4 separate regions of the Mus musculus genome follow, and regions 1, 2 and 3 are each linked to region 4. The links are chromatin loops, found by intact Hi-C in ENCODE. Cell type or tissue: heart. All regions are shown on one strand.

Region 1 (8,000 bases), 55 kb after region 4:
AGTGGGTGAGAGCTTCAGTGTGGACTCACTCGCCTTCTTGCCTTAGGCCTGGAGCTTGTTTTCATTCCCAGCACTGCTCAGTTCTTCTGTGGGGCTCTGAGATTCTCTCTTCAAGATGTGTCCTCAACACTATCTTATCTATAGAGGCCAATGACAGACTCTCGACAGAGGCCACAAGGGAATCTGAGCTTAAAGCCAGGACCTCCTATACCTCCTCTCTTACTAGGAATCTCAGGAGCAGGCTGGGCATGATGGTGCATGCCTTTAATCTCAGTACTTGGGAGGCAGACACAGGCAGATTTCTGTGAGTTCGAGGCCAGCCTGGTCTACAGAGAGTTCTAGGACAGTCAGAGCTACACAAAGAAGCCCTATCTCAAAAGACAGACAGACAGACAGACAATCAACCTTAGGAACAGCACAGAGTGTGGCTTCAAAATATATGCATGACAGTCTTAATAAGAATTTAAGGCCATCCTGGCTACATGAGACCCTGACAATGTCACCACCACCACCACCACCACCACCACCATCACCACCATCACCATCAGCACCACCACCACAATAATAATAATAACAACAGCAACAATAACAATTACTTGAAAATATAGCACTCAAATATTCCAAATTTTTAGCTTCTTTTAACTTTGGAAAAGTAACATTTTTCTGTATCTTTCATGTTCATTTTAAATATTCAAATAGTACTTTTCCCTTTTTTTTTCTCTGAATGTCTATTGCATTTCATTTGTTTTAGCTTTTCTGATTTTCTCATCAAATCATTAAAACTTTTTCCATCCTGCTCGATGGAATCTTGATGAAGTTTCTGCGTCTGAGATCATTTCAAAGTTGCTCTTGATCCAGCCAAGTTCACTTAATGATCTACCCTCTGCTGCTTTCTCATGGATCAGACCATCTTTACTTACGTCGTTAGAAGCACACTGCTTTCTTAGGGAACAGACAGTTCTCTTGGGCTTCCTTGGACAGATGGCAAAGCAAGAACACTTGCTTGCTACCTGAGCAAGAGGACCTGAGTTCATATCCCAACACTCTCATAACAAGCCAGGTATAACCCCAGTGCTGGGGCAGGCATGCAGAGGGGCAGAGACAGGAGGGCCACTGGGGCTGGATGACTGAAGTATAACTCCACATTTGGTGAGAGGCTGTGTCAGGGAATTACTGTGGAAAGTGATGATAGAGCAGGGTAGCAGAAGTCCTCCTCCACCCTCCATATGCCCACCCATGTGCACAATGTGCACATACCACACCACACACACACACACACACACACACAACATATATATATATATATATATATAAAACGGAGAAAGAACATTGAACCAAGAGGGGAAAGGTAGAAAGCTCTGAGACTACAGGTCCCTAGGTGGCAATTTATTTGTTAAACTTTCAGCTACTCAGGCAAACCAGGCCCAAGTCTACAGATGCTGAAAGCAACCCTGAGCACATACTCAGGAACCCTTCCAGGCCACCCACAGGAAGCTAAGACTGTGGCGTTTCTAGGAGTGGGAGTGGAGAGCTATGAATAATAGCTTCTACATTCAGGAAGTGGGAAAATAAAATTTCCTACTTAAGATTTGAGGTAGAAGTAATGGCCCATTGTGTTCTGTGTGGGCTCTGTATGACAGTGGAGAATCCTAAGGTCTGGTGTAACTGTATGGCAGAGGTCTTAGTTGTTTAGCCTTCACTTCTCTGTGTAGGGATGTGGGAAGGGCACAGCCAGCCTTAAAATATTAACATTCTACACAAGTTTACAAAGGCAGGGAAGAAAAATGAGCAGGAAGGCTAGGGAAAGAATAAAGCAGGGGAGAAATGGGAGGGGGGACTTCATTTCAGTGTGTTTAATTTTTAGAATAAATTTGCCAGAAGAAGGAGAGGATATGGGTTATAATTTGATTAAATTTAGACAATAAGGACAATTGGGTGAGAAAGAGGCCACACATGACAAGAGCAACTACATCACTGCATAAGGCAAATTCTCTGACCTCCCCTTGCCCTCAGAGGAACAGAACTTTCTACTCATGGGGCAAGAGCCTGCACCATGATGGAGCCGAAGGCAAGCTAGGCCTTCTGAACAGGTCCAACCTAAAGGAGCCTGGAAGGTGAGAATGATTCCACAACAGAGAGAGGGGGGAGGGGGAGGAGGAGGGGAGGGGGAGGGGGAGGGAAGGGAGAGGGGAGGGGAGGAGGAGGGAGAGGGGGAGGGGGAGGGAGAGGGGGAGGGGGAGGGGGAGGGAGAGGGAGGGGGAGAGGGAGGGGGAGGGAGAGGGGGAGGGGGAGAGGGAGAAGGAGGAGACAGGCAGAGATAGGCAGAGACAGACAGAGACACAGAGACACAGAGGTCCCTGAGACAGGGAGACACAGAGAGTGCACTGAGGACCAAACCCTAGGCCTTGAGCTTGCCAGGCAAGTGTTCAACCCCTGAGCTCAGTCTCTGTCCTCTATATTCCACCCTGAGATTCAAGAGCTCTCTGAGAATCCAGACTCGATTCTCATCTTATCATAGCCTCATCTTGTAGTCCCCAGGCAAGATTCCCAGTCTTTTCATTAACTTCCAAAGGAAGTTTCCAGGTAATCCTGTTAGGATGGCCACCAGGGCCAGTAAAATTATTAGTCGTACTCTCCCCTAAGAAAGAGCAGATTTGCTGTTAGTCAAGAGAAAGCCATGGCCTCTGCAGCAGAAGAAAAGAGAAAGTGAATCAGAAGGAAACACGGAGAGCGAGCCAAGGTATCTAAAGCCAGCTTGCAGCCATGCACGACGGTAGATGGAAGATCCCCTTTCATGGGGATGAGGGCACCGCCTACCTGCCAGGGTCCCACCAATAACTAAGACTCATGAACAGTTCCAAAAAATGAATAAAATGGTAAGCAATTTGTTTTGTGATTAACAAGGTTTGATTTAGTTTGGTTTTCTACATGGGCACTGATCTACATCACTCCAGACTCTCTCCCTATGGAACTCCCCTTATCCTAAATCACACACACACACACACACACACACACACACACACACACACACACACACACACACACACACACTTATATGTGCAAATCTGTATATATAACCTACTAACTTCATGTAGTTTTGCTTGAACGTGTATGCGTCTGGTGAGGACCACTTGGGATTGGACAACATATGTGGGAGTTTGTCCCAGAAGGCAACTGGTTCTCTTTCAGCAGCCATTGGTCATCTGAAGCTCTTCATCTTGGGATGGAACCACGTGGGATTTGCCCTGTCTACACTGGCGCATCTACTAGCATTGTCATTTTGCTGGTCTTGATCAGGTAAATGATTTATAAAGCATGAAATACCTTACACAGCTGTGTGAATCAGCTGGGACTAAATGAGTGCGGACACTTCCTGAGGGTCCCCTGGAGATGATGTACCAGACTTAGAAAGTTAAATGAAAATTCATGGCCAATTTTTTCCTAGATGTCCAGAAGCTGTGCCTATAAGTGTTCTGAATTCTACGGGCTGCCTGCGAAAGGACCCTAAGCAAAAGTCGCCAGGAAGCAGCTAAAGTGACCCTTGAGGCTGGCCTCTAGGAGCTTTGAGTGCTGTGTTTCTAAGCCATTGGAATGGGAGGGAGAGGTGACTGAAAGGACAGGGAGCTTGTGGATCATAGACATCTGGCTACCACACCCTCATCTCCATCCTGTCTGAAATCGCACCCCTGGGGCTGGCCTGAAGCACAGCCCAGACAAGCGGGGGTATAAAGTGCTTCTCCCGGGACTCACCCGGCACGTCCGTCCATCCTGGGCTTGTTTTCTCTTCTCTGTGTTAATTTTGCAGCATGCCTTTCAGCTTTGAGGAGATAAAGCCATGTTGACTTCACAAGCAAGTCCAAGAAACCAAAGAACTCTGGGTCTTGCTCCTGGTAAACTTTAGAGTCACGGCTTCCCCCTTGGATCTGCTTTTTCTCCTGTCAGTAAATGAAAATAGAGACACAAACAGTCTCAAAAATATACCTTAAGGGGGCTAGTAAGGTGGCTCAGCAAGTAGAGGTGCTTGCCATAAAGTCCAGCAACCTGAGGTCAACCCCTAGGGCACACATGGTGGAAAGAAGTATGCAAACCAATAGTGTCACGGCTCCATAGTCTGGTCAAGGGGAAGGTTTTTATTGTAGATATACGAGAGAACAGCCAGAAGCATCGGAAAGAGTCCAGAGCAGAGAGAGAAAGAAGTAGACTGAACATAGCCAGAAAACTGGACCAGGGCACGAGAGAAACAGGAGCACAGCAGAGAGAGAGAGAGAGAGAGAGAGAGAGAGAGAGAGAGAGAGAGAGAGAGAGAGAGAGAGAGAGAGAGAAACAGAGACACAGAGAGAGACACAGAGAGACTATCACAGAAATTAGCAGAGTTTTAAAGAGTAGCTGAGGGGAGCCAGTGAGCTGGAAAACTTTGGGTAGGAGAGGAGGCCAGAAGAGCTAGGATGCTAGCATGGACCTTCTAAGGAGTAACAGTACTTGTGATACTGAAGGATCCTGGATGACTCTGTGAGAGCTCTGAGTGAATAAAATAGTAAATATGAACATGTCACATCTCGCTTTGCACAATCTAGGTCAACATTAAAATGGATATTGAATATTTACCTAGCAGGTTAACATTTACCAAGTGTCTTATATTTAATGCCCCAGTTCATAATGAAAGCTTCCTGCAGGCTAGTGCTAGCCAGGCTCTAACTGGTTCCAAAGGATTGGCATCCTTGGTATTGTTGCCCTTGGTTAGCCACTCCACACTGTAGGGCTGACCTGTGTAACCAATAGACTCTGCAAGAATGAGGGGTACAGTCCCCAGGATTAGACTGTCATGAACATTGCAATTCTCACCTCATTCTGTCTTGGGTGACTCCCTCTGAGCAAGATAGCTGATGTCTGTGAGTACTTCAAGCTCCCTCGGAGAAGCCCACATCGTGATAACAGGCAAGAATAGCTAGAAAGAAGAGCATCCAGTCCCCCAGGGAGTCTTTGGATACCTGCACTCACTGCCAATCCCATTTGGGTTTTTTGCTTGTTTTATATAATGTCTTTATTGAAATATAATTCACATGCCATATAATTCAGCCACTTAAAAGGCACAGTTGATGGCATTTTAGAACAGTTACAGATACACGTAAGCCATCAACACCTGTGCCCTTTAGCTGTCAGCTCCTCATTTCCCCGGCCTGCGTCACAAAGCAACCACCGAACAACTTCTAGATTCATCTCTGTCGATTTGCCACTTAGATATATTTGAAGAAGTGGATTCCTTTAGACTAGGTTTTTTTTCTTTTCAGTTTATTTATTATTGTATGTTTATGTGCATGATTCAAGGAGGCAGAGACTTACATGCCACGGTGTGATTGGGAGTCAGAGGACAGCTTTATCAGCCTTCACTCTCCCACTCTAGGTGGGTTCTGGGAATGAAACCTGGGTCACTAGGCTTGCCTGGGAAACACCTTCACCCACTGAGTCTTTCCCCTGGGCCAGGGTGTAGTAGTTTCTGACTGACGGGTATTTACCGTTATGTTTGCAAAGTCAGTCTGGGTTATAGCATGTGTCAGAACCTCGTTTCCTTTCATGGCTGAATAGAATTCTGTTCCCGTTGTTTATACGTGTATTTTGCTTGCCCATTCATGGACATTGGGTTGCTTCCAACTTTGGGCTATTGTGAACACTGTTACTATAAACACTGATATACAGGTTTTTATGTGGGCATTTATTCTGACTTCTCTTGGGTATATATCTAGAAACTGATGCTGGGTTGTAAAGTAACTTTTATGGGCAGTCACTTGAGGAGCAAACAGTACTGTTTCTCATCTTCACCAGGTCTCTGAGGGCTTCTATTGTTCCACATGCCCAATGGTCCCTGTTGAATTGGACTCTCTGTCCTGGCCACCCTGTGTGGATATGGCATTGATTTGCTCTTTCTTAATGACTTACAACGTCTACCATTTCTTCATGTTCTCTTGGCCGTGTGTATATTTTCTTAAGAGAAATGTCTACTCAAAGCCTTGCCCCATTATTTAGATTAGTTGAAATGTATCATTAAATTGTAAATCCTTTATAGACTCAAGATATTTCCCAAGTATATGATCTGCAAAAATGTTTAAAAATCCACTTCATATATCACCTTTTCTTATATTTTAAGTACTTGAAAAGGATATTTAATGTGGATATTAAGGGAGGGGGTGTTCTACTAAATATGTGCAGAGATCGGAGAACAACCTGTGGGAGTTAGTTCTCTCCTTTAACTGTGTGGGACCCAGGGATCAAATTCAGATACTGAGGTTGGTTGCAGACACCTTTACCTACTGAGCCATCTTGCTGGCCCATCCCAGCCTCTTCTCATCATTAATAATAATACTTTGGGCAACACAGAATATATTTTAATTTTAATGAAATCCAGTTTGTCTTTTTCTTTTATGGATCATATCTTGGTTATTTTATTTGATTGCTTTTGATTTGTTACATTGCTTTATTTGTTTATTTGGTTGGTTAGTTGGATGGTTGGGGTGCACAAGTGTGTCGGTGTGTGGCTACGTGGGTGTGTGAGTGTGTGCGTGTACGAGTGTGTAAGAAAGTACATGTGTGCATATATGCAAAGCCAGAGAACAAATTCTACCACATAGGGCCTAGGTCATGAGGCTTGTCAATGGGCGCCTTTATCCACTGAGCCAGCCCACATTTCAGTGTTATAGCTAAGAATCCATTACCAAATCCAAAGTCATAAAAATTTAGCCCCGTGTTTTCTTCTAACAGTCTTTTAAACTCTTACATTTAGGTCGCTGACTTGATTAACGCATTCTGCTTTGATTAACTTCTATCTGGTGCTAGGTTTGGGGCCGACATTACTCTTTTGCCTGTGAATGAATGTCCAATGATTTCAGAACCAACTCCCCTGTTGAGTGCCTGCCTTCATGGTTGGAAAATCCCTTCACATGGCTGTACATCTGGATGTACTTGCTCAGATCCCTCATACTATGTGAGTCTGCAGTGTCTCCATTAGTATGGTTGGTGCTCTCTTTAAACTAGAACACGTGGGCATCTTCCAACTTTTTTTTTCCTTTTACCACGATAGCTTTGACTATTCTGGCTCCTTGCAAATCCATCTTTACAAATTCTAAACTCAGCAGTTTCTACAAAGATGCTGCGATTTGGACAGGACTTTCATTGAATCTACACACTATCTTAGTTAGAGGATATTAATGTCTTGTTAATTCCCAAGTCTTACCCACAAACATGGAGTGATTTCTCTTTATTTATTTAGATCCTGTTCAACAATATCTTGTACTTTTCAAACTATGGTTTTCATAATTTTTTGTAAAAATTTGTTCTTGATATTTTAATTTTAGCACTAAAAAAAAATTTGAACTTTGGGAGTCATTCATTGAGGTATATAAAAATACAAAACTGTGTGCTCCCGCGGCTGCAGAGCTTGTGTGGTCACGGCCAGTTCTCAGCGCAGCACGCGCCTTCAGCAGCACCCAACCGCCACTCCAGCCTCTCACCATGCCTACAGACATGAGCATGTGGACCGGGCCGCTGAGCCTCCACGAAGTGGATGAGCAGCCCCAGCACCTACTGCGGGTCACCTACACCGAGGCGGAGGTGGAAGAGCTGGGCCAAGTGCTGACGCCCACCCAGGTTAAGCACAGACCCGGAAGCATTTCATGGGATGGCCTTGACACAGGGAAACTCTACACCTTGATCCTCACAGACCCGGATGCTCCCAGTAGGAAGAAACCCGTGTACAGGGAATGGCACCATTTTCTGGTGGTCAACATGAAAGGCAATGACATCAGCAGTGGGAACGTCCTCTCGGATTACGTGGGTTCCGGACCTCCCAAGGGCACTGGCCTCCATCGCTATGTCTGGCTGGTGTACCAGCAGGACAAGCCACTGAGATGTGACGAACCCATCCTCACCAACCGGTCTGGAGACCATCGTGGGAAGTTCAAAACTGCAGCCTTCCGCAAGAAGTATCACCTGGGAGCCCCGGTGGCCGG
Region 2 (8,000 bases), 360 kb after region 4:
TGTAAATATCTGATATGCAGGATATCTGATATGCAGGATATCTGATATGCAGGATATCTGATATGCAGGATATCTGATATGCAGGATATCTGATACGTGACCCCTGTGAGAAGGTCGTTCAACCCAGAGACATAGGGTTGAGAACCACTGCTTTAGAAAGTGATGGGTTTTTTTCTCCGCACATTCCTGAAGAATAGTCTGCGTCCTTTGGTTTGGTTTGTTTGTTTTTCTTACATTTCACTCCAAGTTAAAAAAAGGAAAGCGCCTTCTGTATAAAATAGGCCATCCCAACATGGATTCTACCAGACAGTCATAGCACACGGTTGGCTGGCAGAAAGCCAAAGGCATTCTGGCTCTCTATTTTGCCCTTCCTGTAACTACCTTCTATTTATTTTATTTTACTTTATTTTATTTTATTTTATTTTATTTTCTCCAGCATCTCATGTAGCACAGTATGTTCTGCCTCAAATTCCCTGTGTATCAGAGGCTGACCTTAAGCTCTTGATCCTCCTGCCTCCACCTTCCAAAGGCAGAGAGGACAAGTGTGCACCACCATGCCTGGGAACTAGGCCATTTAAAGTGTCCCTGTATGTGAAACACACTCTTGGAAGGAGGAGTTGACTTGTCCTGAAAAAAGTCTGATCTCCACTATAGTGAGGTCCTTCCCACCTCTTGTCACTGTTACACAGACCCGCTAAGGAAGTCATTCTTCTTACTTGACCAGCGAAGAACTTGAGTCTCATAGGAAAAGAGCTGTGTCCAGGATCATGAAGCAATGTGATAAGAAACAAGTCCAGAATCCAACCTACTTGAGGTCCCAACACATGACCTTACTTTTTCCTTTATTCTCTCTCTGTCTCTCTCTCTGTGTATGTCTCTGTGTGTGTGTCTCTCTCTGTCTCTCTGACTCTCTGTGTGTGTGTGTGTCTGATAGAGTCTCACTCTAGATAGTTCTAGCTATCCTAACACTCACTCTATAGACCAAACTGCCCTTAAACTTGCAGATAATTCACAGAGACCTCCCTAGTGCTAGGATCAAAGGCCATCACATGCAACACCAGTAAGCTTTCTGAAGTCACCTTTACATTATCAAGACCAGCTTCCATCTGCCCAGCTACACTCGGAATTCTACTAATCAAATTCTTCTCCACAAACCAAGAGGGAGCCACCATAGCAGTTACATTTTCTCTGGATGAACTTGGATTTCCTTCAAGAGAATGGAACAGGGAAGTGAGAACAGAGGGCAGCTGAGGTGTCACAGAGCCCAGAGGCCCTAGTGGGAACAAGTGGACAGGCTGTCAACTTAGATGCATCATTGAAAGGTCCCCAAATTTCAAGTCACAGAAAAGGAAACGAGCACTCATGAGATGTCTGAAAACTGGCTGCTGCCTTAACACCTATGAATAGTATAAGATGCTGGGCTTGTGGCATCACAGGTGCAGAAAACAAGCTTTCCTATCTTCACCCCATCTTACCCTTCCTCACCTGGCCCCTGACTCCTGGATAACACTGACTGCTGCTTTAAGAGAACTGATTTACTTGCTGTTGATAAAACTCCGTAAAAACTCCACGTTCATGCCTGTATTCCCAGTTCTTGAGAGGCAGAGGCAGAAAGATCATGTGTTCAAGGCCAGCCTATATAGAGAGACTCTGTCTCAAAAGAAATAAACTGGGCCTGGTACTGCCTGCCTTTAAAACCAGGGCCCAGGAGGCAGAGGCAGAAGTAGAGGCAGATAGATCTTTGAGTTCAACGCCAGCCTGGTCTATAGAGAGTTTCAGAACTGCCCTGGATGCATAGCATAACCCTGTCTCGGGGGCCTGGGGAACTTCTCCATTTTAGTCAAGCAAGGATTCTTTTTGTCTATTCTTGGATAATTCAGACATAGGCTATTTTTAAGACTTCCTCAAGGCACCCAGGGCCATATGGTACACAGTGATGACAGCATCTCCGTGTTCTATTCCCTGGCCTGTGACCTGAAGACAAGCCTTAGGCCTTCAAACGGCACTTACCCTGGGACAGTGTTTTTGTTGAACTAGTGGGGTGAACACAGATGTGTTCCAAAGAGCAAAGCCCATGTCAGCCCACGGACAGTGTCGCGTGCCTTAGCATTCCCATAGGCCTGGAACAGCTAGGATATTTATATTCTGGCCACGGAAACAACAGGGCCCCATTCTAGAAACTGAGCCCTGTCATATCCTGTATTTTCAGAACAATAAGGACGGTTAGAAAGGAAATCTAAATAAAATTCTGACACCGATATAGGGCAAAAGCAAGCCTGAAGTGATACATCAGAGGCAAAAGTGGTTGATTGTTATCTTGTTCCGAAATTTTTTCATGGCTTCAGACATGTGTTCATGTGCTCCCTCTGTCACATATATAAAATGTATAATTAATATACATGGTATTAAATATATAATATATTTAATACATAATATATACCATTTAAATTTGGGTATGGCAACACATGCCTGTAATCCCAGCACTCAACAGGCCGAGACAGAGGGATTGCCATGAGTTCAAGCCAACCACAGCTATATGGTGAGACCTTGTTTTAAGGAGCCAAAATATTTTAAATTCTTTTCAAAATAAAATTTCTGTTTTACAACTGTAAAAAACAAATATAGCATTGTATTTTAGAATTATTTCCTTAATTACCTTAAAAGTTCATTTTTACTACTGTTCCTAAAAGACATTTAAAGCTTTTTTTTTAGTAGGTCTGGAAAAATAGGCCCCCCTCATCTACAGAGGGTATGTTCCAAGAACCCCGATCCCAGTGAATGCTAGAAACCACGGGTGATACCAAACCCTAGAGATGCTGTTTTCCCTCATGTTAAAATTTAATTTACAAACTAAGTCTAGTAAGATATAGGCAGTAACTTTTACAATTACAACAATATAGTGTAATAAAAGATAGATGGGCCAGGCAATGGTGGTGCGTGACTTTAATCCCAGAGTTGACAGAGTTCAAGATCAGCCTGATCTACCAGAGTAAGTTCCAGGACAGCCAGGGCTACAGGGGAAAACTGTCTCCAAAACCTATATAGATGGATGCACTGTCCCCTCCCCACCCCACCCCCTCTCTCTGCATCCTGTGGTGAAGAAAGATAACAGTTAAAGGAAAGACCTTGGCTTTTCTTAGACATACTGCAGTATGGAACACCGAAAAAAGTGGGGGAAGGGATACTTCAGGTCTCAAGCAGCAATACTGAGCAGTGCGACTTCCTCATGCTGGTCACAGCGGCACATCTGCTGTAGATGGCTTATGTCTGGAATGCCCCACTTAATATGATGGGGCTACAGCTGGTCATAGGTAGCTAAAGTCAGAAAAGGCAGAACTTCTCAGAAGGCTGAGGTAGGAAGGCCAAGCTTGAGACCAGCCTGGCCTGCACACGGTGAGACCCTGGCACAACAGAGAAAGCGTAGCTGGGATTGCTAGGGGTGCCGCATCTGCACTGCAGGTGCGTGCTTAGCATTAATGTGTTGGAGGGGCAAGGTAGGGTGAGGTCTGCTCAGGGCAGACATGCTGGATTGCTGTGGCACTGTAGTGTATTGGTGACTCGTGGACCAAAAGCAAAGGACTCCCAAACTTAGGGACAGTCGTTCTGGCCCAGAATGTGCACAATCTGCTGAAGTCTGAAGTACATTCTCTCCCTGCTTCTTCCTCCCTCCTCCCCTCCTCCCCTTCTTCCCTCCTTCCCTCCTTCCCTCCTTCCCTCCTCCCCTCCTCCCCTCCTCCCCTCCTCCCCTCTTTCCTCCTCCCCTCCTCCCCTCCTCCCCTCCTCCCCTGTTAGGAGCAGGTGTGGCGGCAGTCCTAAAGGCGCCAGGGACTGTAGCTAAGTCGTATGACTTGCACCTGACTTCCTCATATAAGCCACAAACATCTTGAGTGCTGCGCAGGTGTACCAGGATACAGGTGAATCCAATTTGATGGAGATATGCCCCTGCTGCCCTGATTAGCTGAAGCTGCGTGCCTGGTGAGGTGGCGTGGCCTGCTGTGCGTGGATGGGAACTGAGAGTATAAAAGAGTGAGAGGCCCGGGTTAGAGAGAGGATTATTATTCGAGAGAGGATTGTTATTATTGGGAGATATAAACGAGGGAGAGATATAAGCAGGGGAGATATAAACAAGGGAGATATATAGAGAAAGAAGAAATAGGACTGAATAAACGTGTGCAGAAGGATCCTGCTGTGGCGTCGTTCTTGCTGGCGAGTTGGGGGTGCGCTCGACAGTTGGTGCCGAAACCCGGGACAAGAAACATCTTCAGGCAAGAGCGAAGACCCCCTGCTACAGGGAGGATTCAGAACTGCATCACGGGGAAGAAGTGGTTAATAAAAGTTCCTGTAAAACAGACTGTTGAGAAGGATCTGGCGTGGATTCAGAACTCTTCAGCTGGGGAACGGTACTGATGAAGAGAAAGAAGAAAGATGAAGACTGAATAAACTGCTGTTAGAAGGACTGGTGGTCGCGTCGTTCTTGCTGGTCGAGAGCAGGCGCGACAATTGGTGGCCCGTACGGGGAACCGACTCCCCCATCGAGTTCAGAACTTTCAGCAGTCAGTGGTTGCTGGCAGGGTAAGTTCACGGTGAGTGAAACTTGCAACCCCAGGAGTTTGGGAAGGACCTCGGATAAAATAGAGGCGAATATAAAGTTGCCAGGAAGTAGGCTTTGGGACAAGTTAAGGTTCCTGGTTTTGGGATAAGTTAAGGTTCCTGGTTTGGGGACAAGTTAAGGAACTATGATAACCTCAGTGTAGTGATCAATAGATCCTCGCTGTGTAGTTATGCTTTTTTCTCCCATTGACCCTTTGTGGGTAGGTCTGATAGTTTTGGTCTTGTTTGTTCTGATATATGGACTCTGTTACTGTTTGAAACTGTGTGTAGAGGCAGTCAAGACAGGTCAGAAAATCCTTACAGAGCAACAAGAAAGTATGTCGGAAGAGGAAAAGGGCTTAAAAAGAAAAAGGAAAAAGAAAGGAGACACAGTGTTATCAGGTGGTCAGGAAGGACGAAATAAAAGAGCTGAGGTGGAGGAGGAAGGCGAATTAGCTTTTGCGCCGCCTCCCTATGCCTCCTCAGCAGCCACCTGTAGGTGGACCTTCTGTCCGGATATTTGGAGAAGATCGACCAGATCTGGTGTTGACTTGGGCGAGAAGGTCTGTTTGTGTTTCCACAGGACCAGACGGAACCTCTTTGGGTGCTGGAGAGATTGGTGAGACGCTGCAAGAATGAGGCTCGTGATCCAGTTGCCCCTGTGGATGTGGTGGATGATCCCACAAGCACAAAGGATGGAGCCAAGATGAGAGATCCTTTCGGTATTCCAGAAGCCGATACCAGCTCGACATGACATTCAAATTTTTCCACGCTTTTTGATCCCTGAATTCCTCTCTGGCTATCTATCCCTTGCTTCAGAGAAGATGAGTGGGGATGAGAGCCCTGGGATGTATGCTTGTTATAGTGTATGTGTGTTGTGTGTTTGGCACATGTGTTAGGTGCAGAGTGTGCGGGTCCTACACTTTCGCCATGGTAGCGTAGGCTTTTGCTGCAGTGGAGGCAGGACAATCTCCTCAGATTTGGTTTGCCGCTCTAAAAGAAATTATGCTGCGTTATGCCGTGGGGTGCGAGGCTAAGCACTGCACAGAGGATAGCTTGCTGTTGGCATCCTGTGGAAGGTATGTCTGATTGCATGAAGGTTCAGTGTCCTAGTTCCCTTCCCCCAGGAAAAACGACACGGGAGCTGGCCAAGACCTCTCTGGGTGATGAGCCTAAGGGATGGTTTTGTGTAGGGCCCCTATGCTTGCACACTGGGGATCAGACCTCTACCTTCACCCATGAGGCTTGCTTGCAGCAATTAAGATCTGGCCATAAGTTAATTAACATCCTGGCCTTTTGATGCACCTGCCGCAAGCAAAACAATCTCCCCAGGAGTGGCTTGGCATGATTGAGAGGTAGTCAGTGATAAGACTCCCTGGGCATGTCACCAACCTAAGACAGGGATCAAACCAATGCTGTTTGTCTCCCAAAGACAGGTAAGGGGCATGGTTGCGAGGGGCTATCTACAGACATTCTCTCTGCCAAAAAAGAAAAAAGGGGGAATTGTTAGGAGCAGGTGTGGCGGCAGTCCTAAAGGCGCCAGGGACTGTAGCTAAGCCGTATGACTTGCACCTGACTTCCTCATATAAGCCACAAACATCTTGAGTGCTGCGCAGGTGTACCAGGATACAGGTGAATCCAATTTGATGGAGATATGCCCCTGCTGCCCTGATTAGCTGAAGCTGCGTGCCTGGTGAGGTGGCGTGGCCTGCTGTGCGTGGATGGGAACTGAGAGTATAAAAGAGTGAGAGGCCCGGGTTAGAGAGAGGATTATTATTCGAGAGAGGATTGTTATTATTGGGAGATATAAACGAGGGAGAGATATAAGCAGGGGAGATATAAACAAGGGAGATATATAGAGAAAGAAGAAATAGGACTGAATAAACGTGTGCAGAAGGATCCTGCTGTGGCGTCGTTCTTGCTGGCGAGTTGGGGGTGCGCTCGACAGTTTTTTTTTTTTTCCTTCTTCTTATAATATAATAATGTCAGTGCCATCTTATAATGGCAAATGTGAGGGCGGCTCCTCACACTCCCCTCCTCCCCTCCTCCCCTCCTCTCCCTCTCTCGTTCCCCACTCCCTTCTTCTCCCCTCCCCCATTACTCTCTCCCCCAGATGTACCTGTTTATCTTTCCATGAAGAAATAAATCTTAACTATTTAATAGCACAGGCCATGAAGAACTAAAAATTTTCAGGGTTGATCAACACTTTGACTTTATAACTGTGAATGTCGAAAATGCCACTTCACAGAAATGAGTAGTACAAACCTGCAGGAGTCTGCATGGGGCCATTTCAGAAATTATAGGACATTCTTTTCCAATCCCAAGTCAAAATGCATGAAATAATCTGTTATGAAATAAAAGTCAGTTAGTCTGTGATTTTAAACATCAAACTTTCTAATACCGGATAATGTAAAGATATAATGTGATACTGTATGCTGATGAACGACAATAGGGAAATAGAAGAGTGTTTCCCCTATTTAAACCAACATTTCTGTTAGAGCAGAAGGTTTTGAATATGCATGGTTTGTTGGTTTTTATGTTTTGTTTTGTTTTGTTTTGTTTTGTTTTGTTTTGTTTTGTTTTGTATTTCAAGACAGGGTTTCTCTGTGAAGCCCTGGCTGTCCTGGAATTCACTCTGTAGATCAGGCTATCCTCGAACTCAAAGATCCCCCTGCCTCTGCCCCCTGAGTGCTGGGATTATAAGTGACTGCCTGGAATGATTTTACTGATTTTAATTATGTGTTTGTCTCTGTATGTTCAGGTGCTTGAAGAGGCCGAACATGTCAAATGTCCCTGGAGACGGAGTACAAGCAGCTGTGAGCCCCATGATGTGGGTGCTAAGGAGCCAACCCAGAGACTTTAGAAGAGCAGTGTGGTGGTTTTGAATATGCTTGGTCCAGGGAGTGGTATGATTAGGGGGTGTGACCTTGTTGGAGGAAGTGTGTCACTGTGGGGGTGAGCAACGAGATCCTCCTCCTAACCACCAGTCTTCTAGTGGCCTTCAGATCAAGATGTAGAACTCTCAGCTTCTCCTGCGCCAAGCCTGTCTGGATGCTGCCATGCTCCAGCCTTGATGATAATGGACTGAACCTCTGAACCTGTAAACCAGTTCCAATTAGATGTTGTCCTTATGAGAGTTGCCTTGGTCATGGTGTCTGCTCACAGCCATGGAAACCCTCACTAAGACAATCGGTATGTGCTCAACCCCCGAGCCATCTCCCTAGCCCATATTTTGTCTTTTTTTTAATTCTCCAAGGTGTTTCAGACAGCAGTTCACTGGCACTGTGTGTCAGAACAGCGTGCTCAGCACATGTAGTGTGAACTAGCAGTAATGTGCTCTTTGCTGTCCTCACTGGGGGAAGCCACACAATTTGTCATCAGATAGAAAATACCTTTAGGTTGAGGCCTGT
Region 3 (8,000 bases), 390 kb after region 4:
AGTTCAGAAGAGGGTATCCCCTGGAACTGGATTCACAGATAATTGTGAGCTGTCATGTGCGTGCTGGGAATGGAATCCCAGAACTCTGTGAGAGCAACAGATGCTCTTCATTGCTGAGCCATCTCTCCAGCCCCCAAACTTTATCAGAGTTTTAAGATGCAAACCAAATGTGGTCCCTTTACTGTGAAACAAAACAATCCAGGTGACTGTAAAACCAAAAAAGGAACACAAGAACACCCCAGCATTTAGAACAAACATGTATTTTCCAAACCCTAACATTTATTTCTCTCTTTTCATTTGCGCCACAAACCCTTTCGACCTGCTTGCTTATAGAATGACGGTCGAAAGGGAAAACCCACTCCACTGTCCCATGAAAGAAATAAACAATTTGTCTCTAGGATCAATTGTACTGAACTTTGCTAACCCCTGGCAAATCCTCCAATTTTCACAACATGCCTACACATAAGAAAGAGAATGACCAAGCTAATCCCTCATAATACAGACAAACAGCGAATTATTCAAATGTGCTTTCAGTTTTTGTTGTTTCATTGTATTTTTGAGATGAGGTCTCATTGTGTAGCTCGGGTGCCCTGGAACTCAACCTCTAGACCCTTCTGCCATCTGTGGATGGAAAGTAGACACTCTCAGATGCGCACACAGCAGACCACTGATAAAACCTTCAGAAGCTTAGTACTTTGCTATATACTCAAAACATTCCCATTTTGGGTTATATGGAACAGGTCGGTAATGGAGGAGTATAACCCGAGACAAAGCACCAATGCATGACGGCGTCAGGGAATGGCTTCAGCCGGATGATGGAAGGAGAGCCTGAGGTATACTCCAGTGCCCACACAGGCAGTCTAAAAGTGACAGCAGTTAAAAACAAAACAAAACAAAAACAAAAACAAAAACAAAAAAAAAACCCAAGCTGGGCATGCTGTGTATTCCTTTAATCCCAGCACTCAGGAGGCAGAAGCAAACTCTGTGAGTTTGAGGTCAGCCTGATCTACAGAGTGAGTTCTGGGACATCCAGGGCTGCCTAGAGAAAGACACAGTGTCAAAAAAAAAAAAAAAAGCCACATCAATGTCAAATTAAATCAGGATATACGCCAACTACAGTTTATAGGAAACAAAAATAAATATAGAAAGAGCACCCCTCCCCCTCATGCCAAAACATTTCCTCAGACACGTGGCCATCACTGGGAATCATAGGGGCTGCGCAAATGTATAGCATTAAATAATTTAAATATACAGCCAAGGTTTCCTGGGTATGGTCCCAAAGACTTTGCAACTCTTTCTAAAGGATAATTTAGGAAGATATTGAATAAATTAGAAGTACTTTCTTAAGCATAGATAGCAGGTTTCTTACAGCCCCAAAGTCAAAATGTGACAGATCTCTATCATAACACAATTTTATAAAAACAGAATTTCATAGGACAGGTTTCCAAGGTCTAAATGTTTCCTTCATGAGTCTCTATTCCTCCACTCCTGAATTAAATAGGTTTTCTTTTTCAAGTCAAGTGCTTTCTGGCAAAGTACCTTCAGGACACACAGGCTTAATCATTCATATATTCCACAATTCAAGACTCCATTTACCAGTTTAAAAATCAGTTTAGTCTCTCTCTCTCTCCTCAGGACTCCCCCATCTTACTTACAGGGATCGTGCCAAACACTAGAGAGTCCTCTCTGAGGGAAAAAGACTCTAGAAATCCAAACCTGACCTCCTGGAAAGAGCCTTAACAGACTCCCTTCCTATTCAGACCCTTAATATTCTTATTATTTTCTAAATGCTATAGTTAAATAAAATCAAATGTAAATAATACACAGAAATTAAATAACTAATTTTAAATAAATAAAGATATGGTGTCTGGAGTTTTCAGAGGATAAAGAGGTTTGGGGTTTTTTTTGTTTGTTTGTTTTGTTTTTATTTTTTGTTTTTGATTTTGTTTGTTTTTGCTGGTAACTTCACATTACCTCTGTACCAGTCTCTACATGGAATGGGCAACACTGCCCTCTAAAGGGTCTGTGCTGCTCTGTCTTCTAGTTTACAGGGGACAGAGTAACTGGCTTTACAAGCACACAGCATAGTCTTTCTTGGGCTGCTGGGCCAGTCTTTCCTGGACTTTCTGAGAGTGACTCTGAAGGTCCTTTCTTATCTCAGGGCTTCACAACAGGGTGTGTTCTTACCACCATCTGTGTCACTGAACAAGCCAAGTCTCAGCAAGAGAAGGTGGCTAAGTCACACGACCGGTGGGGGACAGAGCCTGTGATCAGTCCAAGACTGTTTAACTCAAAGGCCGTTGCTCTCCTCTTTGTGGTCAGTTATTTAAAATTGTCAGGGACTGCATCTCACCCCTCCCCCAGCTTCTTTACAGAAGTGAAGGCGGGTGAGTATGTTGGGATTAAAGTGACTCTTCGGGTGGCTTTCCCTCTCAGGGTACCTAGAGGTGTGAATTTGAAGCCATGCTGGGAAAGTATGCAATAGTCAGATTTGGTCTATGAGTGGATAAACTGGGGTGGGAAGAGCAGAGCAAGTCAGCTCCGCGGCCCAGGTTGGGTCTACAATCCCTACAAAGACAAAAAGGATCACATACTCAGTTGGGATTACACAAGCGAAAAGTCCTTCACACACACAAGGAGCTAAGGACTGACGGAAGCCCTGCAAGAAGAGTTCCTATCATCCTTTGCACTCCACCCATGTAGCACTTCCCTGTGGATGCTACGACTCTAGAACATTCCATATAGGTAGAGGATGCTCTTAGAAAAACAACGCTGCGTCCAGATCAGTGGAGATCCTGAGGTTGTGGCCACGGCCGGCCTTGGTGCAGAGCTGGACCCGGGACTCCAGCTGCTCACTAAGTTCATCCAGGGCGCCAGTGCACGACTCCAGGCTCTCTGACAGTTTCTGAATCTTGGCCTTCAGGACGGCCTGGCTCACTTTGGTGGCCCCCTCGGCACGTCTGGGGATGAGGAAGCCACGTGAGCCGAAGAAGACGATGAAGTAGACAGAGTTGTAAAGGGCCATGGAGGCGTCCCTCCCGCTCTGCAGCAGCTGGCGGTCCCTGCGTCCCTGCCACTGACAGAAGAACTCCAGGCAGCTCAGAAGCTCGCGCATCTGGTCCTGGCAGGTGGCGGCGATCTCCTGCACCCTCCGCACCTCCCGGGAATTGCAGAAGATCAGAGAGAGGTCGGACGTGATGGTGACTGCCCCTCCGGCGGTGGCCACCCCTAAGCCCACGGCCGACGCCACGAGCGAGGCTCCCAGGGTGACCGGGCTGAGTGACAACCCCACGATGGCTGCCAGGGCACCAGCGGCGCTCAGAGAGCTGCCCGCCACGTTGGCCGCCAGGGAGCGCCTGCGTAGCCGCTCCAGCCTCCGGGCCACTTCGCGCAGGCGCAGCACTTGGCTGTGCAGCCGGCCACGGCGGTCCAGCAGCAATCCTTGGAAGCGCCGCAGCGCATCGGCGCCCTGCGGCTCCCAGGCCGCCCGCTTCTCCATGCCCTGTGAGGGACATAGACGCACAGTTAGCCCGAGTTTCCGCACCCGTTGCTGCCCTAGGCTAGAGCTGCCCGGTGCACTCTCTAGAGAGTCCTCAAATAATTAATAGACTTTATGCTGGGCGTGTTGCCTTAATGGTAGATCACTTACCTAGCGTTCAACCCTCAGACTCAATCCACAAGGCTGCCGAAATGAATACACGAATAAATAAACCACTCAGGACTGGGAACAGGGAGGTAGGTTACTACTGGGTTATGGGTCAAGTTTCCAAAGGCTCTGGAGCCTGGGACAAGTCACACAAGTTCCCAGAACCCGTTAACTGTGCGTTCCAACAGAGATTATGCTGTCTTCTGCTTTCCTTCCAGGGAACAAAATCTATGGACACCATCCACAGATTTAAATAAAGGTTTAAACGGGAAGGTGGAGACTATTAGAAAGCTGCTCCAGGTAAATGCTCTGAAAACAGAGACTTTGCTCTGTTTTCAAAATGACACTTGGGCTGAGGATGCAGCTCAGGGGTAGAGCCATTGTCTGGTGTGACACCCTATTCTATTCCCCAACTCCTGACAAACAAGGACCAATAAAAAGAAGAGAACACCTTAAAAGTAGCAAACCGTGCATGTAACGTAACAAAAACTTTTCATTATGTGGAGACTTGTGTCCTAGGGACTCAAGGTACTTGCCCCCCCCATTCTCATTATATCATTATATTCTCTCTCTCTCTCTCTCTCTCTCTCTCTCTCTCTCTCTCTCTCCTTCTCTCAATGTCCCTGTCCCTCTCTCTAATCCTAGCACTTGGGAGGCAGAGGCAGGATCATTGAGAGTTCAAGGCCAACCTGGTCTAAATACTGAGTTCTAGGCCATCCAAGGCTACATAACAAGAATTTGTCTCAAGGTAAAAAAGAAAAGGTGCTAGCTAGCAGCTCACTGGAGGCTTCCTTGGGTCCAGATGGACTGAAGCCAATAAAAGGTGACTAAGGGAGAAAGCTGAATGTACCAGGTTCATCTGTAAAAGGCCATCTGTCCTGGTAATGAGGGAGCCCCATTTTCATACACACTGTACTCTCCACCAGTCAGAACTTCTTAAAGGCACCAAATAAGTCACTGAAAGAGCATGTCGGACCTGAACGAGCAGGGCAGAAGTTATTTAATTTTTTATCTTTCTCCATTTGTTTTTGTTGTTTTTAAAGACAGGCTGTTACATAGTCCAAGTTGACCTCAAACCCCCGATTCTCCGGCCTCCACCTCCTGAGTTCTAGAATTCCAGGCTTGCATCGGCATGCACAGCCAGAACTCATTGTCCTCGGTTAAGATGAAGGCCTTTAGAGACCGGCTACCAACAGCTGATGTTTCTCAGTGCCCCCAGAAGAACACTGGTCTCCTGACTCATAGGTCCTACAGCTCCTGGTTGACCTCCATGATCTAGCTGACCAGTAAGAAGTTTTCAGGTAACAAGAAGGTTGGGAAAAAGTCACTCCAAATACATGACGCCTCGAGAGTTGACCCCGATATCACCAATCCCATTGCAGACACATCCCTCGGACTCCCCACTTACCCTTCACTCTGGCCTCCAGGAAGAAAAGTGGGAGACTGTTTCTGGACGAGCATACTTTATAGCTCCCAGGAGCCAATGACGGCTCTGGGAAAGCCTTGTCTCATTCTGAGAAGCTGCTGTTTCCTGCCCTGACCCCTGCTGCCTTCGGCCAGGATATGACATGTTGGAAAAAGAGACGCTGGCAAAGCACGTCCCGTATTTAGGAAATGAATATTGTGTGTTCGCTTTCCCCTCCAAACGCAGGAAGAGAACCACAGGCTCTTCCCCAACTTGAAACAAGTGCTGTCATCTCCCAGTGGGGATACCCTGCCTTTCCTCTCCTGAGAATAGCTACTGACGCCATCGGGGGAGGCTTTCCCACATGCCCCAGGCTGCCCAATTATAGTGTTTCTTTGAGAGGACTCCATCAGAAAATCATTTTTAAAAAGAAATAGGAGGGACCGGAAAACTTAATTATGATCGATACAGCCACTCATGGTCCTTTTCAAAGAGCTTTGTGGGGATGTAAGTAGCTGAAGCATGTGACCCATTAAGGGAGGGCAGCCAGCACCAAGGAGCGCCTAAAATTCAAGACCACGCCCACAGGAAGTGCTGCGTGCAGTTTAGGGCATCTCCAGCTGTGGAGAAGACACAGGAGGTCTCAAAAAGGGCACACTGCGGGGCCAAGTGCGTCAGAAAAATCACTGGGGTCAAGCTGCACACCGAGCTAATTATACACTTTCCATGGCAGCGGGGAGATGATGGCTTCCGGGGTTTTCATATGAAGCGAGGACTGTAGCTTGCATCATGGTTAAATGAGTGGATTCTAGCTACAGGTTCCCCAGCAGGGTCTGAAAAACAGTTATCTATTACAGAGCGTGCAGGCGGGGAAATGAATGTAGCTTCTTTCTGTGCCTTTACCCAGACCAGATGGCGATGCACCCCATAGCTATCCCTGAAGCAGTTAGGGTGGGGGTGGGGGGAGGGGAGAAGCTGAAGCTTAGTTGGGAAACCCAGTCTCACCAAAGGACCCCTGACACCATCGTCAAAGGCCAAACTGGTTTTCACCTAAATGATTCATGTCTCCAGCTGGAGGTGCAGTAGACTAGCACGCGGAGGCCCTGGATTCTAACACTGGCACCCAGAAACCCATCACTGTGGCCCACCCCTGTAATTCCAGCACCAGGAAGTAAAAGCTTGAGGGTTAGACATTCAAGGTCAGCTTCGGATTCATAGCTAGTTGGAATCCAGCCTGGGCTACGTGAGACCCTGTTCCCAAAACGAAACAAAAGTCCCCCTTATTCATTTGGAGTCTCTTGCATCTGTTCAGTGCGGTCTCACTATGGAGTTCTGGCTAGCCTAGAACTCATTAAGTAGATCAGACTGGCATTGAACTTGCCTCTTGCTCTGCCCCATTTGGAAAGTTTCAACAGCTCTATCATTGTAGAACACAATTAAGCCCCTCACTTTCGTATGGATAACCTGTCTTTACCAGAGCAGTGCCACCTGCAGCACACCCTGCTGCTCTTGACCTTGATCAGTCAGAATTTAGTCCACGTCCAAGTGTTCTGGTTATAGCTCCTACAGAATAGACATAACCGAGCAGAATGGCCCCAGCGTCTACTTGTACTCTTGAGATAAGAGGCAGAACGGCTGGGCATGGTGGCACAGGCCTGTCATCCCAGCACCTGGAAGGAAGCATCATAGTTTGCTCAAAGTTCAAGGTCAGCCCGAACTGGAGAGCAAAACCTGGAAGCACAGGGGCCTGAGTCTAATCCTCAGGACCTACATTTAAAACTGCCAAGTGTGGTGTTGCTGGTCGAGCAGCCTAGCTTACATCACAAGCTCTATCTACTCCAACCACAAAAGGGCAGCCAGCACATGAGGAACAACACTCAAAGCCATTCTCTTACTCCCACGTGCATGTACACACACACACACACACACACACACACACACACACACATATATAGACAGGCCCAGCACACTGTTGGTAGGTGCCATTCCTGTGCAGGTCCCTGGTCCATGTGTGTGTGTGTGTGTGTGTGTGTGTGTGTGTGTGTGTGTGTGTGTGTGTGTGTAAAGGGCGTCAGGGGTGAAGAAAAGGGTTTATTTTCCTCATAGCATTGAGGTTCTGGCTCATGACCTGTTGTTAGCCCCATTACTTTGGGCACATCAGGCCAGAGGTGTGTGGCAAACTGTTCCTACCTTAGGAAAACAGAACAAAACACAGAGGAAGAAGAGGGACTGGGTTTTCTATGATAAGCACCAGCTGGCTCCTTGCCAGCAGGTCCAGGTGAGAGGAGAGGGGCCTCACTCCTGCCGGGGTCTCTCTCCGGGGCTGAGCTGGATGGCGAGTGCCCCACGGTCCAAAAGAAACACACCAAGCCAGGAGCCTTATCAAAGCAGGAACCAACTTTATGGCATCAGTGTCTTCCTTATATAAGTTGGGAACATAGGGAGGGGGATTTTTGGTGGGGTAATGTAGTGGCTATTCCTGGTTGTCAACTTGACTATATTTGAAATGAACTACAATCCAGAATTGGAAGGCTCACCAGTGACCCTAATCTGGAGGCTGGGAGATAGAAGATTCTGATCTGGATCTTGGTATGGAGATCTTGAGGCATAGTGGCTATGGATTCCAGAAGATTAAGACAGGGAGATCTCTGAGTTCAAGGTCATCTGGAACACACCTTCAATCTGGGTTACACCTTCTGCTGGAGACCATACAAGGACATTGGAAGAAGGGAGTCTCGCTTTCTCCCCTTCACCTGCTTGCCGTGTGGGACTGAGCAAGCCAGTGGAAGCAAGCCAGTAAAGAACATCCCTCCATGGCCTCTGCATCAGCTCCTGCTTCCTGACCTGCTTGAGTTCTAGTCCTGACTTCCTTGATGATGGAAGAGTAAGCTGAATAAACCGTTTCCTCCCCAACTTGCGTCTTGGTCATGATGTTTGTGCAGGAATAAA
Region 4 (8,000 bases):
CAGACTCTTAGCGCCAAGTACAGCTGGAAATCACCACGTAGCCCAAACTTGTGGGAATTCTCCTGCCTCCTTAGTGCTGAGCTAACATCCTGAGTGTATAGAGCTGAACAATTCGTGTGAGACTGGGTGGCACCCTTACAAATGAGAGCGTCTCTATGGTTGGCAAGACTATACAAGATGCTTCCTAGTACTGTGTGTGTGGGTTTGGCTGGCTGAAACTAGTTTAAACAGTTCTGGAGTAGGGATGAGGGGTACCTAAGAGAGCCCGTTACTGGGAAGAAACGACCAATAATGGCTCAGCTACCATTTCTGCCTCTCCCTGGCTTCCTGTCTTAAGCTTCACAGTCACCTGGGAGTTTCTACCTGTGTTATCTTGCAGTGGGTCCCTATCCTGCCGGCACTGTCAGGACCCTAGCCTGGATGCTGATGTCAGCTCCTCCCAGGACACACTCTCTAACCTCCCCCTCACCATGCTCTCTCTGTCCTGCTATTGGGTTATCTGGCCATGGCCTTCCTCAGCCTACAACCCTCATCCCCCTACCACAACTGAGACAAGCACCCGTATCCGGGAAATGAGACTCCAGACAGCTGCCCACGGAATCCTGGGAATTTGACTTCCAAAAATGAAAGCTACTTTTATGTCCTTCCCCTAGTAACTACCTATTATTTTTTCTCACCCAGCTCAAATCCTGCCTCCTTCTGTCCGCAGGGCTGAAGTTGATGTTTTTCCTCCTGTTATGTTACGTATTCTTAATAAAAGGCCCTCATGGCAGCCTGCCTGATGACAGAGTTCTTTATGGACCTGCTTGGCTCCCCCACCCTCAGGAGTCTGAGTTCCTAAGGGCAGACTCTATGACAGGTACCAGATAAACCTAGTTAATGAACAAATAAATGAACTAAAGAGGGCAATATTTCCTTCACTGTGGAAAAATAATGGCAGAGTGGCTGAAAGACACAGAACACCTCCTTTCTCTTCTTTCCATTTTTAAATCTTTATTTTATGTGTGTAGGTGTTTTGCCTACATGTATGTCTGTGTACCATGAGATGATGCAGTACCCATGGAGGCCAGAAAATGATGCCAGGGCCCCTAGAACTGGGATTACAAACAATTATGGACTACCAGCAATGTGGATGCTGGAAACTGAACTCGAGTCCCCTGAAAGAGCATCCAATGCTCTTAGTCAGTGACCCATCTCTACAGAACTTCCTTTTTTATTTTAAGGTAGCATATACTTCAGTCCTCTGTCACTTTTATAAATTATTTGTCATATTGCTGCAAGTTATGGGTTGGGCACCTTATTATACACAAACTTCATATTATTTCATTTCCACTTAACTTTTTGGTATAGAACTTCCAAGCTAATGGAGAGCTTTAAGATTTGGTTCCAAAGCCATGAAACTCATCTACAAACTCAACCTGAAAATCTATGCAAATCATACTTAAACTCAACCTGTCCTTGGGAACTATCCAAGGCCCTGTTAGAAAAGTCCTGCCAACAGTACATACAGCCCACAGAATGTGAGTATAATTCATTTGGTAAGAGCGAGTGCTTGCCTATTCCACATAGAGTGGAACATACCTTTAATCCCAGCATTTGGGAGCCAGAAACAGGCAGAGCTCTGTGAGTTCAAAGTCAGCCTGGTCTACTATACATGAAGTCCAGGATAGCCAGAGCTACATAATGAGACTGTCCAGAGATTCTTCCTAGAGCCTCCTCTGTCCTTCCATTGGCCAGTGATGTTCTAGCAAAGACATTCCCACCTCCTGCTGGCTAACTGCAATTGGAGTGAAGGCTTTTTCACCCCATCTGATCCAAGACCTGGTACTTCCTGCAAGGCAGGGGGAAAAGAGGAAAGACCAAGTCGCTCTTAAAGGGATTGGGTCAAGCGGCCTTCATGAGTCAGCCCTGACTGTGCACATCTTCTTCAATGTGACATTTGAAGTGGATCTGAGGCTCTCTGTGTTTCTTAAGAACACTGCAGGGTGGCACGGAAGTCTGTCTACCCTCCTCCATGTCAACACCATTCTTGCTGTGCTTGGGGTTCCAATGTGTGTGCGTTCCCATTGAGGGTCATTTTAGTTGGCAAAACAGATGCCCGTGGGACAAAAAGCAAATAAGCAAAAGGAAACTCTGCCCTTGGGGAACGGTGTGGAGGATGTATCTGGAGGATGGGAAGGCTGTGATTGAAGGCAGGCTGGTGGATGGGGCCTTGGGTGAGCTTCCCTGGCCATTGTTGTTGCTTTTTATGTCATGTGTACTTTTCCATCCTCAACATTGTTTTCACGCACAGATGGAAAGGGAGGCATGCATCTCCGTGTGGGAAACGGGATGAGGGGATCCTTAAGGGCCAAGTCTTCCTGTTTCTGCATATGGGATGCTCGGACGTGGAAAGAAAACACTGTGGGTCGCCCTTTGATCTGTGTAGCTCACACTAGGGATGACACTTCAAGTAGTGGTGGATTCGGTGCCTGTTAACAATTAAGCAGGGAAAGACACAGGGGTCTGGGTGATTCGGGGAAACAGCTGTTTCTTTGTAGTCCTGGGGCAAAGGGGCTACAAAGGTGGCCTGTCATAAATGGGGCAGCCTCTTTGGAGCTAATCCCACCTGTGCCACCTGCCACATGTGGTTAGAATATAGAGTAAAGAACAGCAAATGGGTTAGAAGGGAGAGGAAGAGGAAAGGAAAGACAGAAAGAGATAAAGAAAGGAAGGAAAGGGGAAAAGATATGAAAAATAAAGGAAATGGGAAGGAAATGAGGAAAAGAGGAAGAATAAGTCAGAAAGAAAAAGAAAGAAAGAAAGAAAGAAGGGAGGGAGGGAGGGAGGGAGGTAGGTTGGGAGGGAGGTCTAATTAGAAGGTGAGCCGGAGTCCCACAGCATTCTTGTCTGGCTAATGGCCAGAGTTGAAAGATTTTGCAAAACCTGTCTGCTTGGTGAAATCTAGAGAGGCAGAGTCCCAAGTGACAAAGAACAGACTCTAAGTTCAAATTTCTTAAGGACCTCATAGGCTTAGCATGAGCATTGAAGGGTCCATGCCTAAGACAAAGCAAGCCAAATGCTGTAGGTCATATTTATTCATTGGTGTAACAGAGAAAGGCTCAAACGAGGTGGTCACAAGGCTTCTCTGCAGCCTGAGAGCCGTGGACTATGCAAAGGCAAGCATATAGCATGAATATTGTTTTTGCAGATGCATCCAGAGACGCCCCACCCTTGTCTCTCTCTCTCCCTCCCTCTCATTTCCGCTTGTCTTCCATTGTGTCCATGGAGTGGGTGGATCTGGACAACATCTGCAAAGGCTGGAGACAGACCTCGGCTGTGAGGCCTGATTTCAGCCCACACCCTCTGGCTGCAGCTGGCCAGTGTCGGGAAGGATGTCTCCTGGGTGAGGACAGAAGCTTCTGCTGCCTTCTGTTCCCGACAAAGGAGAAGTACTCCTGCAGCCAGATTGTCTTCCAGGGAGACATTGCCAAGATAATAACTAGGGTTTGGTAAGAAAAATCAAGGTGTGGCTGGGCCCTAGAGGCTTCTGGGTGCATCTGACAGCAGATGGCAGTAACATGCTTCAACCAGCAAAGGCTGATGGAGCTGGAGGACTGTGCAGAGCAGGGGCACCCAAGCATGCTAGGTGGGCGCTGGCTTGGTGCAGTTTCAGAGATGGCAGCTACTTTGTTTTGAGAGATACTGGGGTCTCTCAGTCATTTGACCAAGACCTCTGCCTCCCAGCTAGCAGAGAATGAAGCCACTGTCTTGGATCTCCACTCCAGCTTGGTTTTCTGTCTTCTATCTGAGGTGTGTGTGTGTGTGTGTGTGTGTGTGTGTGTGTGTGTGTGTGTGTGTGTGTGTGTGTGTTTGAGTCTGTGTGTGAGTGTGTAAGTCTGTGTGCATATCTGTATGTGGGTGGGTGTATGTGAGTGTGTGTATATATGTGTGTGAGTGTGTGTATGTGTGAGTGTACATGTATATGTGTGTATGTGAGTGTGTGTGTGAGTGTGTGTGCATGTGTGTATTGTGTATGTGTGTGAGAGTATGTGTGTATGTGTATTTATATGTGTGAGTGTATGTGCACATGTGTGTATGTGTGTGTATGTATGTGAGTATGTGTATATGTGTGTGTAAGTATGAGTGTGTATATGTGTGTGAGTGTGTATGTATGTGTGAGTGCGTATATGTATGTGTGAGTGTGAGTGTGTGTGTGTGTATGTGTGTGTAGCAGCCAGAAGACAACCCTGGTGTTATTCATTCGAAGTTGTCCTCCAGCTTGTTTTTTGTTGCTGTTGTATTTATGAGATGGGGTCTTAGTGGCTGGGACTTCAAGACTCAGTTAAGCTGACTGGCTATGAGCCCCAGGGAGCCTCCTGCCTTCCTTCCCCATAGGTGAGATTGTAAATCCAGCCACACCCGATTATTCATGTGGTCTTTGAGAATCAAACTCAAGTCTTCTTTTCACGCAGTGAGCTCTTTACCCACTGAGCTATCTCCCCAGCCCCCCCCCTTTGATATTTTGACACTGAATCACTATGTAGCCCCTGCTAGCCTCAAACTCACAGCAATCCTCCTGCTTCAACCCTCCCTGGTTTTGGGACTAAAGGCATGTGGCACCACATCCCGCTGTCCTCTGAGGGTTTGACAGTTACTGGTGGCTCTGTTCCTCCCACAACTTTCGAGCCAATCAGAATTGGACAGCCCCTCAAAGTAGTCCCAATGCTCTAAACAAAGGATCTTGCAAAGACCATTGCTTTCTCCTGTCACACTGCTCTCTATGGTCCAGCCAGAACAGACAGCTGGCCCTGTCAAAGCCTTCCCTGCCAGCCCTGAGACTGGTTTCCACACTCTCAGCGCTGGCACATTCCCCTCCCTATGGGAGTTCAGGGAGCAGCCCTGAGCAGAGGGAAGCTCCTGGCCTCCACTGCATGGCTTTGCCAGGCCTCTGTGAACGCGCCTGCTTAAGCAAAATTCACCGTTGCAGTTCAACAAAGCTCTCTCCTCTTCCTTCTCTTGGACCCCAAGGGAAAGAACTTAGGTTTCTGAAGGCAGAAGTCTAAAGTCTAGGGCCTCACTAGGCTTGACTCTCTCATCTGAGAGGAGAGGCGCCGGAACTCTACCTATAAAACCCAATGTCCCCAAACATGCAACAACCGCGCCACAACTAAGAAGAGAAAAGACTTCCATGGAGGTCTGAAAACCAGGATTTTGATCCAAGGCCTATCCTGGGGCAGTGAGAGCAGTCAGTCATGTCTCCCTTTCAGGTTCACTTTCTCTCTCTACTTGGCTCTCTCTAGACCTTTCTGTTTGCTCTATCCCCCAAACACAGTTTCTGTTCTCTCCCTCTCCCTCTCCCTCTTGCTCTCCCTCTCTCTCTCTCTCCCCCCCCCTCTCTCTCTCTCTCACCCTCTAGTTCCCTAACCTTCTTTTTCCTCCCAGTATGCCCTCCATTTGCTCTCATCCACACCTGTGCCTGTTCCCCCTCCTCCAGAGGAGGGGAGTGTCTTACCCAGGACCAGCTCAGTTTCTGAGCCCAGTTATGCTCCTAGTGAACTGATGTGTGCACAGACTCCTCCGGAGATGGCACCCTTTGTTTGATAAGCCAAACATCTTCCTTCTTTCCAAGCTCGGGTAATATCCAGGGCTATTTCAGGTGAGTTCTTTAATACTGTGCCCAAGGACTCTTGGATCAGGTAGGGCAGCAGAAGCCACCTCCTCATCCCCTGACCCCTGCAGCTCTTGTAATTGAATGCAGAGCCACGAACACGCTAGGCAAGCATACTGCCAGTGGGCTGTATCCCTAGCCCCTGGTTTGACTACACTAACTTTTATGGATTAAGTTAGCCATTAGCATGGACTCAAAGGACTGCTTAAAACTGAAGTGGTAAGGTCCTAGATTTTTCAGAGCCTTGAGTGTCTTGCTGGCCAAGTTGTTTCTTCGTCCTTTCTTAGTGAGTTAGTTGCTTCTGATCACAGGGAAGATTCGAGACAAGATCAGAGCCCAACGTTGCTACTCAGTCATCTCACATCTCCCCCACTATTACCGACACAGTTTCAACATGTGCCAACAGTGCTGTGTAGTGCTCCATGAAAGAGACTCGGGAAAGTTGGAGTCAGTCCAGTCACAGAAGATCAATTGTCTTGGCTGTGAAAATACTCTTTCTGAACAGGGAAGAAAACATTGATAACCCCCCCAAGACACACACACACACACACACACATATCAATTTTTTTGCTTAAACGGAAGGCTCAGAAGCAGCAACCGTCATGTTTGTGTTTTTCTTTTTCTCCTTTGCTGTCAGGGAACCCACCAGTCAAATTGAGGGATGCGTTTCACAAGTTAGGGTACCAGGGACTGAAGTGTTTCAGAGTCTTCTTGGGGACTCATGTTTGGGAGATGAGTGTTCGAAAGCCAAGGAGATCCCAACTAGACCCACTGCACATTCTTTGGTTCTGGAAAAACAAGGACAACCCAGAAATTCAGTCACCTGAGATTATTCCAAAACAAGACTTAAGTCCAGATAATTCTAGTTTAATGGTAACCAAGAAGGTTGCTGGCTATCAGACAGCTTGTGTTTCAGGGGTCATGTTGATTTCACTATGACCGGTAGATATCAACATTGGATGTGTCATCCCACGTGCATCTAAGAGTCCTAGAGTCCTCTGAGAGTGTATGTTGCATAGCTATGTACACATACATAGCGAGTTACAGACATGACAACAGTCATGGGCTTAGAAAATGAAATAGCTCAGAATCAATCATATAGGAACAAATGGTTTGACCAGGCGGGTGTCTTAATATTTCAAAAATGTTCTTTCTGCATCCCCACACGCACCAGCAGTGGTGGTATACACCCATAACTTCAGCATTCGGGAAGAAGTGTGGAAAAAAGTTCTAGGCTCCAGCCTGCCATTCACGGAGACACCCTGTCTCACAACACAACACAGCTGAGTATAGTACCCGATGACTTTAATCCCAGAACTCAGGAAGCAGAAGCAGGTAGATCTTTGTGAGTTCAAAGCCAGCTTGGTCTACATAGTAAGTTCCAAACCTCCAGGGCTACACTGTGTGATTCTGTATTTGAATAATAAAAGAATAAAGCAAGATCATATGGGCAATGCTATCCCATGGAGCCATACTGATTAATGTTAAGTAGAGATGAAATGTCTAGAGGGACAGGAAGTGGAGCATTGTGGGGAGGGGGCAGCAGTTGGGGGGAGGGGCAGCAGCAGAACAGAATTGAAAAGCACCTCCCCTCCCCACCCCACCCACACACACACACACCCAGGGTCATTTCAGGCCTGCAAAAACAAGAACTTTCAAAGAAGCCATTTTTGCTGAATTTCAGAAACTCTGTCTGGTATGATTTACTGTCTAGAAAGAAGGGTGGGTGTGAGTGAACGTCTGAGGCACGTACACTCTGGGTGTCCCCGCCCTGCTATCTTAAGGAGCTGTGAGCCACGGGACAACCATCCATTCATAATGATGTAAAAGTTAGATTTCTGCATATGGTAAGATAATAAGATTACCTTCTTTTCTTTTCTTTTTTCATCTCTCTCTCTCTCTCTCTCTCTCTCTCTCTCTCTCTCTCTCTCTCTCTCTCTCTCGTCGTTGGTTTGTTCTTGAGACCAAGTTTCACTGGTTGGCCTCAGGCTAGCCTTGAACCTTTAGCAATCTCCTGCCTCAGCTCCCTAAATCCTGGGATTACAGGTATGAACTACCATGTCCAACATCTAAATTTAAGATTCTATAAAAAGCAATGAAGAAGAATAAGGAAGGAACCCTTGGCCACATCCCAGGTGGAGACCCCTTCAGGTTGTGTGGAGGCTACAGAAAATCCATTTTTCCATAACAGAAATGGGCTTGGCTTTCCTGCTCTTTGGTCCCAAAGCTGTCTAGAACCAGGCAAGAGGCCCTGTATTCCCAACAGCTTCCACAGACTCTTTCCTCCGGGCTGGAGACCGGCCTAATCTTGTTTCCAGAGGAAAGCAAAGACTGCTGAGAAAGCCAGCCA

The links. A loop is a pair of places that touch in the nucleus more often than their neighbours do. Peaks named below come from ENCODE experiments on the same cell type or tissue, not always from the same donor. Only the 100,000 strongest peaks of a DNase experiment are listed, where the experiment ranks them.
Region 1: a loop joins it to region 4, with 2.4 times the contacts of the local background. A loop is called at or near these places in 8 of 42 quality-filtered maps.
Region 2: a loop joins it to region 4, with 2.5 times the contacts of the local background. A loop is called at or near these places in 3 of 42 quality-filtered maps.
Region 3: it touches region 4 in a loop (2.1-fold over the local background); 2 of 42 quality-filtered maps call a loop at or near these places.

The regions. Positions count from the first base shown.
Region 1 is chr6:135,309,851-135,317,850 of GRCm38, reverse strand. It overlaps Pbp2 (phosphatidylethanolamine binding protein 2), which reads left to right and starts at 7,467. Exons shown (of 1, transcript NM_029595.3): 1 at 7,467-8,000. The coding sequence starts at 7,504. Gm36640 (a long non-coding RNA gene) reads right to left here. Exons shown (of 4, transcript XR_378071.3): 4 at 3,852-3,935. Gm36582 (predicted gene, 36582) reads left to right here. Exons shown (of 4, transcript NR_157238.1): 2 at 2,014-2,114; 3 at 3,190-3,297; 4 at 3,446-5,696. In heart, no CTCF peak of the experiment used is centred here; a DNase peak (open chromatin) is centred at 3,680.
Region 2 is chr6:135,001,701-135,009,700 of GRCm38, reverse strand. No RefSeq gene overlaps it. Among named protein-coding and RNA genes, the nearest start is that of Ddx47, 5.9 kb to the left of the region's middle. In heart, no CTCF peak of the experiment used is centred here; no DNase peak of the experiment used is centred here; H3K27ac peaks cover 497 bases.
Region 3 is chr6:134,979,084-134,987,083 of GRCm38, reverse strand. It overlaps Apold1 (apolipoprotein L domain containing 1), which reads right to left and starts at 5,083. Exons shown (of 2, transcript NM_001109914.1): 1 at 5,055-5,083; 2 at 248-3,502. The coding sequence starts at 3,499. The coding sequence ends at 2,759. It overlaps Gm36428 (a long non-coding RNA gene), which reads left to right and starts at 3,439. Exons shown (of 3, transcript XR_003956531.1): 1 at 3,439-3,946; 2 at 4,690-4,947; 3 at 5,029-5,186. In heart, CTCF peaks have their summits at 2,009 and 3,348; DNase peaks (open chromatin) are centred at 3,373, 5,243 and 5,673; H3K4me3 peaks cover 2,877 bases; H3K27ac peaks cover 2,083 bases.
Region 4 is chr6:135,365,201-135,373,200 of GRCm38, reverse strand. All of the region lies in intron 1 of Emp1 (epithelial membrane protein 1), which reads right to left. Among named protein-coding and RNA genes, the nearest start is that of Emp1, 6.3 kb to the right of the region's middle. In heart, a CTCF peak has its summit at 3,543 (motif pointing right); DNase peaks (open chromatin) are centred at 2,160, 3,340 and 4,750; H3K27ac peaks cover 1,526 bases.